Regions from separate parts of the Mus musculus genome. Here regions 1 and 2 are each linked to region 3. The links are chromatin contacts, found by Hi-C or POLR2A ChIA-PET in ENCODE. All regions are on one chromosome and are shown on one strand. The core of a region is the stretch at or near the end of the contact, and the rest is flanking DNA. Distances in the headings are between cores, read along the strand shown.

Evidence for each region. A loop is a pair of places that touch in the nucleus more often than their neighbours do. ChIA-PET counts read pairs that join two places held with the same protein, here RNA polymerase II (POLR2A).
Region 1: POLR2A ChIA-PET joins it to region 3 with 45 read pairs in Patski. The contact joins two enhancer-like sites. A Hi-C loop is called at or near these places in 2 of 37 maps with a recorded cell type or tissue (adrenal gland and heart). POLR2A ChIA-PET finds 5 or more read pairs at or near these places in 4 of 5 experiments (Patski and embryonic stem cell).
Region 2: a map of Patski shows a loop between it and region 3 (2.2-fold over the local background). The contact joins two enhancer-like sites. A Hi-C loop is called at or near these places in 1 of 37 maps with a recorded cell type or tissue (Patski). POLR2A ChIA-PET finds 5 or more read pairs at or near these places in 4 of 5 experiments (Patski and embryonic stem cell).

The regions. Positions count from the first base shown.
Region 1 is chr17:70,753,136-70,757,080 of GRCm38, reverse strand. The region is part of intron 6 of Dlgap1 (DLG associated protein 1); the gene reads right to left. Among named protein-coding and RNA genes, the nearest start is that of Gm36746, 37 kb to the right of the region's middle. Within about 2 kb of position 1,958, at least 2 of the 3 ENCODE cell types and tissues checked have a DNase peak (open chromatin) inside an H3K27ac peak, as active enhancers do.
Region 2 is chr17:70,832,808-70,836,560 of GRCm38, reverse strand. No RefSeq gene overlaps it. Among named protein-coding and RNA genes, the nearest start is that of Gm41610, 6.6 kb to the left of the region's middle. Within about 2 kb of position 1,885, at least 2 of the 3 ENCODE cell types and tissues checked have a DNase peak (open chromatin) inside an H3K27ac peak, as active enhancers do.
Region 3 is chr17:70,792,470-70,796,444 of GRCm38, reverse strand. All of the region lies in intron 9 of Dlgap1 (DLG associated protein 1), which reads right to left. All of the region lies in intron 3 of Gm41609 (predicted gene, 41609), which reads left to right. Among named protein-coding and RNA genes, the nearest start is that of Gm41609, 12 kb to the left of the region's middle. Within about 2 kb of position 1,925, at least 1 of the 3 ENCODE cell types and tissues checked has a DNase peak (open chromatin) inside an H3K27ac peak, as active enhancers do.

The DNA.
Region 1 (3,945 bases), core at 709-3,208, 39 kb after region 3:
GAGAGGGCTCGATCGTAAACACACCAGCTGCCAAGCTTCACAGCCTGAGTCGATCCCCAGAGACCCACATGGCAGAAGGTGACAACCGACTCTCAAAAGTTGTCCTCTGGCTTCCACATGCACATCGTGGCATGCATATGCCCATACACATACAAAATAAATAGATGCAGTTTTAATTAACAACAGCAACAACAAAAACATCAGGCTTAGTGGTTAATCCTGACACTAGAGTGGCAGGCAGATTTCTGTGAGCTTGATGCCTACATGATGTGTATGTGTGTGTGTGTGTGTGTGTGTGTGTGTGTGTAATATTACAAATAAACAAACAAAACAAATCTGTAAGATGTGTAGTCACACATTGTTCATACACAGAACAGAAGGACATTATTCTGTAGTGACGACTCATTTCCTGGGAAGGCGCACAAGCACAGATCAGACAATTTTCTTTCTTTCTTTAAAAGATTTATTTAAATTTATGCATATGATTTTTACCTCCCCCCCCGCCCCCCCCCCTGTGTATTCTGTCCACCACATGCATACCTGCTGCCTGTGGACCGGATCCCGTGCAGCTGGTGTCGGGATGGTCAAAAGCCCTCACGTAAGTGCTGGGAATGGAACACAGGTCCTCTGCAAGTGCTCTGGACCTCTGAGCCATCTCTCCAGCTGGCGGATCCCTGTGAGTTTGAGGCCAGCCTGGTCTACATAGCAAGTTCCAGGACAGCCAGGGCTATGTAGAAATCTTGCTGCAGTCTCAAAAAGGTCTGCCTTTAATCCTCAGAACTACCAAACAAACAAACAATTTTAAAAAGAGAAAATACCTAAGTATATATAAGTTCTAAAAAATTAACAAAACCTTGCAAAATCTCTGCCCAACAGAGTCCACATGGAAAAATTACTGCCCTATTTCAAAAATATTTACAGCTTCCCCCTTTTCAGGCCACCCAGAGAGATCCTGGTGGTTGGTGAGGCGCACTCGCTTGCCAGCCCACCTCTGGGAGGTACAGTGCACCCCACAGTAGTTAGTATGCATTCTGGCTCCTGGGAGGTGCCTGTGTGAGAATGACTTCCACTCAAGGCATCCTCCACGGAAAACACTTTTCCCTGTCACTGAATGGGGGGGGGGGGGGAAGCGGCTCTGAGCGAGCCGAGGAGGGAGGGGCCGGCAATAACTCTTGCAGTCATCCACACCCTCGCCAGTTGGTGATTACCAGGATCCCAGACACTTCCTAATGCCAGACAAACGCCCCAAGCCTCGGCATGTCTGGCTTGAAGATCTATTCAACTGATAGCCCCCGCCTTTTCGAGGGAGAGCCCCATTGCCCGGGCTAATCAAACAAAACATTGTTCTCAGAGGCAGGAAGAAAGGAAAGGCTTGTCTCTTGGACGCAATGTTTGGGATTCATATCTATATATAAAAACATAATACATATATATTCCCAACTAAAAGGTTGCTACAAAACTTGGAATTCCGGAGGCGTGGCTGGTTTGCACAGAGCGTGCACTGTATAGAAATCCCGGGAGGGGAGGAATCTGAAAGCTAAGTGCCATTAAAAGAAGGGGGTGGGGTGGGGGGAAGCCCCAGGCACTTGATGCCTGTAAAGGATGTAAGTCACAGCCACTCTATTAGACCTGCAACCAAACTAGACTCAGATCCGTCGCAGCTGCCCTCCAAATGTCAGCGTCAGTGTTGGGCAAAGCTTGAAACCCCACCAGGCTTCAGGAGAGCCATTCTCACCCACATTTTCCCCCGAGCACTCTTAGGAACCTGGCAACAGGTAACGTGGCAACCTTTGACTTCTAAAAGGCGAGTGGGATAATTTCAGGGAACAAACGGATTGTTTTTGAGCCAGCTGCATCTCGCCTAACTGCCCCCGCACCCAACCTCCTCCCTCCCAAGACAAAGTCTGGGAAAACAAACTTAAGTGCTGCAGGCTGTCCTGCTCTCTCGCACGCCCTGGTGGCCAACATCGGAACAACATGCACGTGTTCGGAACTCCGCGGCAGTTCCCGCTGGTAAGTTTTGTGGAAGTGTGCCGACCTGTCTCTGGTGCAGAGATGGAATCCATTCAAAATGTCCCCATTTTTGTTGTTGTTTTCGAGATATGGTAGATATTTAGCCTTGGCTGTCCTGGAACTCACTATGTAGACTAGGCTGCTTCTGTCTCCTGAGTGCGGAAATTAAAGGTAAACGCTAGCAGATCTACCTGTAGAGAGTCTTCACTTTTATTTAAGCACATTGACAATTATCCACGGAATGAAACCTCTGGACTCAGACGCCCCCCTCCTCCCCAGAATCAGTGAGGGAGAATACTGGGAACAGGGTCTGGTAAACATTGCAGGAGGCTCGGGCCTGTGATTTCTTCCTTTTGAGGCCGATGTGGGAAGACCAGGGTTCAAGACCAGCCTGGACTCCTTACTCAGGCTTTGTCTTGAAAAAGCATCAACAAAACGTGATTCCTGCTGTAATTACTCCCATTTTCCCTGTTTGTCTCGTATATTCCACATACAGACACCTTTTGGGTTTTGAAGCTTTCCCAGTCAGCCCTGCTGGGTTCCTGTGTTATAAGGATTACTGAAGATTTCCACACTGCCAGATCAGCTTCCCAGACTGCAGCTACACCCAGTAAAATGCCAGCGGCTGTGTTTTTAGGCTGTCTGATCCTCTTAGACACTGCCCTACCCCCTTTCCAATGTTGGGCAGAAATGGAGGCCCAGTCCCGAGTCGCTGTTAGCCCACAGGACCCAGCGCTTCCTGGCTCTGCATCTGGAAACGGTACACGGAAGCTTGAGAGGTTCAGATCAAAGTACCTGGTCCTCTCAGAAACTTTCATTAATTAACTAAATTAGAGGACACTGAAGAATGCTGGAGGTGTCTCTTCAGAAGGCGCGGGGTCCAGGGGTTAAGGTCTGAGCCCTGTAGTATAGACCTCCACGAAGCTTGACAATCAAATAATACTATAAGCCAAAACCAGCCCATGCCTGAAACCATGAGATGTTAGAGTTGTTTTTGCCCACATCGTGTAAGGGCAAAGGTTAAGGCCGGGGGGTCTGAGTAAGCTTGGTAGGGCCGCTGGCCTGTGTGAACCACACAGCCTTTCTAGAGCCAGGGAACCGTGTGTTGAAATCGGGAGGGACATTTCGGTCTTCAGGGTTACTAATTTCCCAGGCAGCGGGTGTTGTTCCCAGATGGGAATACGATCTCTTTAGCACTTCATCTCCCGGCTTTGCCAACAGGTGCTATTGAGTCAACTGTGCACACAGACGGCCGTCCTGGCACATTCATCACCAGGAAGATGTCATTGCCATTTGTTCCATGACTTTCTGGATTTTTTTCTACCCCTGACTCAGACACAGTCACTTCCTCTTACGCTTAGGGAATTGTTTTGTTTTTTTCTTTTTTCTTTTTTTCTTTTTCAGCATTTGTAATTGTGTGTTTTTCAAAATATGTCCCCGTCTGGCCTACAGGCCTTCCTGAGTTGAATGGACTGTTTACAGAAGAGAGAGATTCAGGGCCCAAGGTCAGGGTTACAGAATTATATAAGGCTTCCTGTTTGGGCAGCTGGTCTACCAAGCCCTCAGGGCAGACTGAGTTTTGACAAAAGCCGGCTGCCCGTTGGGTGTGGTGGCACATACCTGTAGCTCAGGAATATCAGAAGTTCAAGTGTTTGGTTTTGAACCCCTGGACAAGCAACTGAGGTGTATATATATCAAAGCAGACCTGGCCTCCAGGTTCTCCCAGCATCCCTCACTCCCTACCTGGCATACCCTGCTCCCATCATTGAATTTTCCAGTCCAGGGCTGGGCTGCCATTCCCTTAGTGGCTCCTTCCTATCTAATCCTGACGTTTGGGTCTCTCTCTTTCCTCTCCTTTTCCCTCTTTGTATGAGGACTCTTTCTCCCCTCCCCGTCTCCCCCCACCTCCAGAGCAGCTTCCCAAGAAACCGG
Region 2 (3,753 bases), core at 636-3,135, 40 kb before region 3:
CCTATAAGCTGAGAGCATATATTCTATAAAATCATGTTCTGAGCCCGATGGTGTCCCAGGCTGGTGGTGATGCTGTCATGCTGGGCAGCCACGGTGAGCCCATAGCTCTGACTTAGTCGCAAGACCATGAAGGTAAACAAGGCGTACCCTGGCATCACGGTATAGAGTTGATATGGTTTTAGATACATTCAACCCACGATAGCAGAGGTAACGGCCCTGTCTCAAAAAAAAAAAAAAAAGAAAGAAAAAGAAAAACCAAAACAAGATCCCAGGAATCCAGGAATGTAGCTCAGTTGGAGGGGCAAGGCCTGGGCTTCCATCCCCACTAAACACAAAACACCACCAAAGAGCGGGAAAAAAAAGATAGACCAGACTAAACTAGACAGGTGTATTAAATTCCTTTGAATCCATAATAGGTATAATGGCAAGTCAGGGGGTGTTACACGTAGTTGACATTTTTCTCCAAAGTTACATGCATGACATATCCAGAACATCATTTATTTAAAATTTTCTAATTAAAAGCTTTAATACCTTAAGCTCAATCCAATCATTTCGCAATTTATAGTAGAGATCAAGATGCCACAAATATATACATCTTTCTTCACATTTTTGTAAAGGCTTTATAAATTTCAAAATAACATTGCTGCAGAGTTTTTCTAACATTTTCTGTAAATCCTGGATAGCAGTGAAATGTCAGAATAGGAGTTGGGTGTGGTTCAATGACTCCAAGCGTTCTTAAAGTCCAAGGTTCATTTCCAAATACTACATGTGTAAACATAGAAACACAAAGTCAGATTGACTTAAAAGTAATAGTCTATCTATTGCACACCTTATATTGCCACTTATCACATTATCTTATTTATTGGGCACCTTATGTACAGTCGTTTAGACTTCACAACCCTAGTGAGAGGTGTTGTTACTGCTGTACAGGGGGAGGAAGCTGGCTGGCTGGTGAGTTCAGCCTGTCTGAGGCTATGGGCTGTAATGCAGCCCTCAATCCCCAGCAGATTCTGCATGCTGTGCGAGCACTGCATTTGAAATCAAATGACTTGCAAAGAGATAACCCCAAAAAACAAATGAACAAAACCACCCTATACTCTAAAGGATTTTGGAGTTGCCTTGGCAAATGATCGTTTATAATTTTATTTTCTAAATACCTCTATCCTCTGTTGTCTACCAAGTTACCCCTTCTCCATTTTCCTTTTGACCACATCTGCTCCTTAGGAAGACTCGAGGCACTGCCGAGTCCTCGGGGATTTCCTAAGTCTCATTAACTACAAAGAGTCTGACACAATGAACTCCTGTGCGCTCTCCGCAGCTTCTCGGTGTATTAACACCCAACTATACATAACTTTTCACTTTCTTTTCTAGGCATCAGCTCTCTGAGCCCACGGGCTTTGTTTTCCAGTGTGTTTGTTTTTATTCTGACCCTTTAGGGCTACTCTTTAAAAAACAAAACAAAACAAAAAACCCTATCAATACTATGGCTTTTAATAGGGATGAAAGGGACAACGCTGCGTAAAGGGGCCGGCGCAATTTTATGATAAAACCATTCATTCCTCTCCCAATCTCAACTCATCCATCCATTTTTGAAAAGGGGTTGCTTGTGGATTAGAGCGGAGGGGGGAGGGCTCTAGTGGCGTAAAGATCAACGTTAAAAATAAATATCTCTACGCAAAGAAAACAGACCACGCCTTTCCCCTCCGACCCAGACAGAACCTAAGTACTTTGCCTGGGCAAGCTTTTTGAGAGGCTCACCTCCCGGCAAGATGAGCCGGTTTGCTGTGGCGCTGCTCTTCCCAGGCAGGTGCTGCGCGGGCTCGCCAGCTCCCTGTTAATTTGAGCCCGCAAAGGGACCTTTGATCAACGTGCTCACAGCCTGCAGGCTTCCCGAGCTGGCTCCCGGCGACTTCAAAAGAGCTGTAAAACCGACTGTAATCTCGGCCTTCCTGTTTCTGAGGCTCCCACCCCCACCCCGCCCCCTGGGTCCGCACACAAACGCCAAGCTTCGCACCGGACTATTGTCCTCGGTCCGCAAGGTGCAGCCACTGCCAGCCCCGTGTGCCATTTGCAGAGGGCTGGGCCAACTGCTAACTCAGATTTCTTCGTCCAGAGGAGGACCTGACTCGAGCTCCTTTGCGGAGAAGTGGAGATGGGCATATCATGTAATGCTTGCTGGCGGAAGGTGATGTGAAAAGCCCCAGTTTGAGGGAACTCTATACCAGGAAGGCAGTGGTTTGAAATTTTGATACAGAAACTACAAAACTAACCAACAGAGTCAACCAGTCTGTCTGACTATCTATCTATATCTATCTATCTATCTATCTATCTGGTTTGAGACTAAGTTTCTCTCCGTGTGTGTGTGTGTGTGTGTGTGTGTGTGTGTGTGTGTATGTATGTATGTATAAATGAATGTATGCATCTATCTTTTCTATTTATCTTATCTACCTACCTACTTATCTGTGTTTTGAGACAAGTTTCACTCCATGTATGTATGTATATATGTATGAATATATGCATCTATCCTATCTATCTATCTATCTATCTATCTATCTATCTATCTATCTATCTATCTATCTTATCTGTGTTTTGAGACAAAGTTTCACTTTACAGACCTAGCTGGCCTCAAGGTCCACATTCTCCCTGCTGTCTTCCGTCTCCACATCCCGCTAGTAGTCCTTTCTATTCTCAAATTTTAGTTCCTGCTTGCCTTTGGATTTTCTTGGTTCTGGGATCTTAATCCCATTTGGGATTCAAGAATGATTTTTAAAAACTTGACACGTATTTTGTGTGTGCTGAGGGTGCACATGTAGGCAAGTGTCTGGAGGAGTACACTGGGAACTGCCAGGTATCTCCTTCATCTTCTTTAGGAGGTTGAACTCAGGTCACTGGTTGGCACCTTCTGTCTCCCTGGCTCTGATTTACTGATGGCTTATGTTGTGATAGCGCGGGTGTGGAGGTAGGAGGAAGAACTATTTGTGTAGCAAGCTTTTTGTCCTTTTTATATGGTACTAGGGCTTGAACTCAGGACCTGGTCAGTTCGAGGCAAACCTTTTCCTTGGAGCTACGTAGAGCCTTCTAAGGAATATTATTCAGAATCTTTGAAAAGCTTAATTTCTTTATGTAAGATTTGGTATTTAAAACAATACCACTCTCCACCAATCTCCCCACCCCTCCCCAAAATCCCACGAACTTCAAAGTTGTTGAGAATCACAGAAGGTAAACTGAGCTCTCAGAGGGAGAAGACGGTGATAGCAGATTAGAGGCTCTGCCAAGGAGAAGCCCATCCCTGATCAATTAAGAACCAGGACTGGGGTCTGAAGAGGTGGCTCGGTGGTTAAAAGCGCTGGCTGCTCTTCAAGAGGACACTGATAACAGAACTCACTGGGCAACTTACAACCAACAGTAACTCCAGGTCCTGAGAATTCCACAGTTTTCTGGCCTGTGCAGGGCACTGGGTAGAACAGAGTAGACACACACACATTCAGACAAAACACTGGGACCTATAGAATAAGTTAATAAAAGAACTGGGGTTGATCTGGGGCAAACTCCGAGGTAAAGCCCTGGCCTGGCATGGGAAAGATTCCAGCACCCAAAGGGATAAAACACAGTAACCAACCCTCAGCCCGAGAGACCATGGTCACCCCGTTCTTAGCGAACTCGTCATCGCTCTCTTAATCTTGTGACCATCTTTGAAGCCCTCACTCACACTGCTTCCTCCTATGAGGTCCGGAGGAGAGGGAAGTAGGGATC
Region 3 (3,975 bases), core at 676-3,175:
GGGGTCATCTTAGAAGAGCTATCCATCTTGTTTTCTGACTCAGGGTCTTCGTTGGTCAGAGCTGAGCCATTTAAGGCTAGATGGCTAGCCAGCAAGCTCGGCATTTCCACCCTACTAGCCCAAGGACTACAACGCACCATAATGCCTGACATTTTCCATGAGTTCTCAACTTTGAACTCTGGTTATTTTGCATGAGAGGCGAGAACTGGCTGACAGCCTCCTCCACAGGTTTTACTGGGCCGTCTCTAGTGCCCTTCGTATAATGAATTAGTAACTGTATCTCCCTGAGTCCTGTGAGTCCTTAAAGCACGTTAATTGAACCCGAAGAAGGGGTACAGGGGCTGTATGCTATATCTCTTTCCTTATAGTGTGCACTTATGTGTATGTATTTGTGTTTGTGCAGAGGTCTGTGTATACCTATGCAGGTCCCCTCAGAGGTCAGAGGTGTTTGATCCTGGGCGGAGAAGGTTGTGAGCTGTTTAAAATGGATGTTAGGAATTAAATTTTGGGTATGGTACAAGAGAGGTACTTATCTGCTGAGTCATCTCTCCAGACCCAGCCTAACTATTTTAAAAAATAATTAGGGTTATGAGATTGTCATCTATAGTGTGTATGCGTGTGTGTGTGTGTGTGTGTGTGTGTGTGTGTGTGCATTTGTGTGTGTGTGTTGGGGGGCAAAGAAGAGTGTTTGGGGGCAAAGATCTTGTGAACTGACCTTCATCCTAGAGAATTTGATGCTACCTCCAGATACTGTCAAAATTGAACTGAGTTAGAAGATGCTCAGCTAGCCAGGTATGGTGGCTAGTACCTTTAATCTCAGCACATGGCAGGCAGAAGCAGGTGGATCTCTGTGAGACAAGTCAGCCTTGTCTACAGAGGAGTTCCAGCTAGGGCTACATAGAGGATTTTTTGTTTCTTAGAATAGCTACATGATTTCCCTGGTATCATTGCACTTCTTTCTAATCAAAGTTCTTGTTTGAGAAAGTGGTAAGAGACCTTACTCTCTGAGCCTGTGTAGTGCGACTCCCTGTGACCCCTGGAACACTGCAGGCTCCCACTGGCTACTCGAGGATCTGTTTTCAGTCTGTCCTGTCTTGCCTTTATCATATCAGGCTCCACACAGGATATCACTAAAGGATGGTTTCTGGTCCTTTGCAGTACTGGTGCTGGGCAAAGCACAGCAAAGATAGCCGTTTCAAATGCTGAACATAAAGCGAATTACACACAATTTGCTCTCCATGACTGCTACATAGTGATCAGTAAGTAGTTTCAGGTTAGTCAGAAATTATGAAACAGACTATATGCTTTCTCTCTGTTTCTCTGTCTCTGTCCACCACTACTCTGTGTGTATGTGTGTTCACTCGAATTCACACCCTTAACCAGGATGCACCTGTAGCTCTCCATTTAGCCTTGCACTCAGGCCAATGAATGGCCAGGCTCACAGAGTGTAACTGTGGTAGAGACATCCCTGGACAAGAACCCCAGGGATGGTACCGATTGCTGGTCACAATAACAGCCACACACCGCTCCTGTAAGCAAACTTAAAAGCAGGCAAAGCTTACTTAGGGTTTCATCGCCTGCCTTGAGTTCCCTGTCCAAGCTCACAAGCCTCGTGTGGGGATGCTATCTGCTACCCTGGATACTCTTGCCAGGTGAAGTTAACGTGGAGTCAGCCAGCCTCCTGCACACACTGTTTATTTATCTCTTTCAGATAAAGCCTGAAAGTTCCACGTAGACGTTGTCCACAATTCGGGAGGCAAAAATAGATTACCAAGTACAACAAACCGGCACTTTATCCTCCAGCCAGAGAAACCCGAGCTTGCGTTTTCCCCCCACAGCCGGAGACTGCATTCCTAGTGAGAAGGGCTCAGTTCCATCTGGTTGGTTCTTTCCCTGTTAGATAATCCCAGACGTTTCCATGTAACATGCGAGCCACTGTCAAACAGCACTGAGCCATCTCCCTGGGACAGCTGTTTCACACAAGGGCCTCATTGTCTGAGGAGAGCTGGTATCACTTTCCTTCAAGTGCTGGGGAGACAAGCATTCTGTCAGCTGCCTTGGCTTGAAGGAAGCCTCGCCCACTGCAGACTTTCATTATTCTCTTATCTGGCCCCAAACCACTATGGACTGGGAGGGCTGAAGGCCTAAAGCAAGAACCAAGTCTTTGTCCTGCTTTGCTTTTACGGGGGTGGGGGATAATAGCTTCACATAGCCACAGAATTAATGGTTTTTCTCTTCCAGTGCTAGCTGGCTTGTTTTCTGTTTTCTTGGGGCTCCAGAACTCTGGAGTTGTCCAGTCTAGGAATGCTAAAACCTGTATCCCGGGGAGGCGCTGTCAAGAGTTCCGACTATTGATAAGTGAATACAATTTTAAAATGAGATGGGCCATTCCTTCTCTAAAATAGATGGCCCTAACAACCCCCGCCCCCAAATCTCAGCTTTGCTTCAAGCACTGACTGAGCAAATGGGTTTCTTATACGAGTACACTGTAGCTGTCTTCAGACATGCCAGAAGAGGGCATCAGATTCTATTACAGATGGTTGTGAGCCACCATGTGGTTGCTGGGAATTGAACTCAGGAAGGGCAGTCAGTCCTCTTAAACGCTGAGCCATCTCTCCAGCCCCACAAATGGGTTTCTAACCACAGCTCTCTTTCCCTCTCTCCCTTTCCTAACCCTCCTTTCTCCCTCTCCTTCTCTCTGTTTTGGACCCAGAAAGATATTCAATGAAATATCTTACATTCTTATGAACATGATGATCGCTTGAGGGCTACCGCCTTTCATGCAGGTGTGTGTGGTTAGGAATTGAATCTAAAGCCTTGTACATGCTACGCAACGCTGCCAGCCACTTACCTATACCCCAGAGAATACCTGTGGGGGTCAGAGGTCAACTAGTGGGAGTGGGTTCTCCCCCTTACCATGTGGTTTCTGGGACATGAACTTAGACTGTCAGGTTGCATGGCCAGCACCTTCAAGTGCTGAGCTATGCAGTGGATCTCACGGAGTCTCTGCTTCAAACATTTGAAATATTTAAAAACTGGGATAACTCTGAACCCAGTTCTTATCTCTCCCTCACTGTATTTTTTTTTAAGATTTATTTATTTATTATATGTAAGTACACTGTAGCTGTCTTCAGACACTCCAGAAGAGGGAGTCAGATCTTGTTACAGATGGTTGTGAGCCACCACGTGGTTGCTGGGATTTGAACTCTGGACCTTCGGAAGAACAGTCGGGTGCTCTTACCCACTGAGCCATCTCACCAGCCCTCCCCCTCACTGTATTTAAAAATCTAACCTAGAGGGTGGGTGGTGGTGTACGCCTTGAATCCCAGCACTCAGGAGGCAGAGGCTGGCAGATCTCTGAGTTCAAGGCCAGCCTGGTTTCCAGAGTGAGTTCCAGGACAGCCTGGGTGACGAAGAGACACTGTCACAAACAATCAGACCCCAGGTCATAACCTAAACCCTAATTCTAACCCTAACTGTAACTGCAATCACAAACCTCAACCTTAACACTATGACTAATCTTAGCTGTAACCCTAACTGCAACCTTAAACCTCACACTCTCACAACCCCAACTCTAGTGAATAAAACTTTTAAAAAGCAAAAAAAAAAAAAAAAGGTTGGGACTCCAAAGGGAAATTAAACAAGTATGTTCAGAATTTCCCTTTTCTTCACTATATACTTGTCCATGGACCTATGGATTTCAGGGCTCTTGAGAAATTTTCATTAAACAGCCATCATGTCCTCTTTTTGTTCAAATGTATAACTTAACTAAAGCATAGGGGTTTGGACTCCAAAAGATACCCTGACCCCTGAAGAGATAGGTGTTTCCCTTGCATAGGAGGCAAAGAACACTTCAGGTAATCTGGACAAGCTAGATGTGGCTGCTTGACTTGATTTTTTTTTTCCTTTTCTAGGGTATATGAATTAAAACAAACAAGAGTTGGTTACTTAAAACTTAGCTCGGGCTGGTGAGAT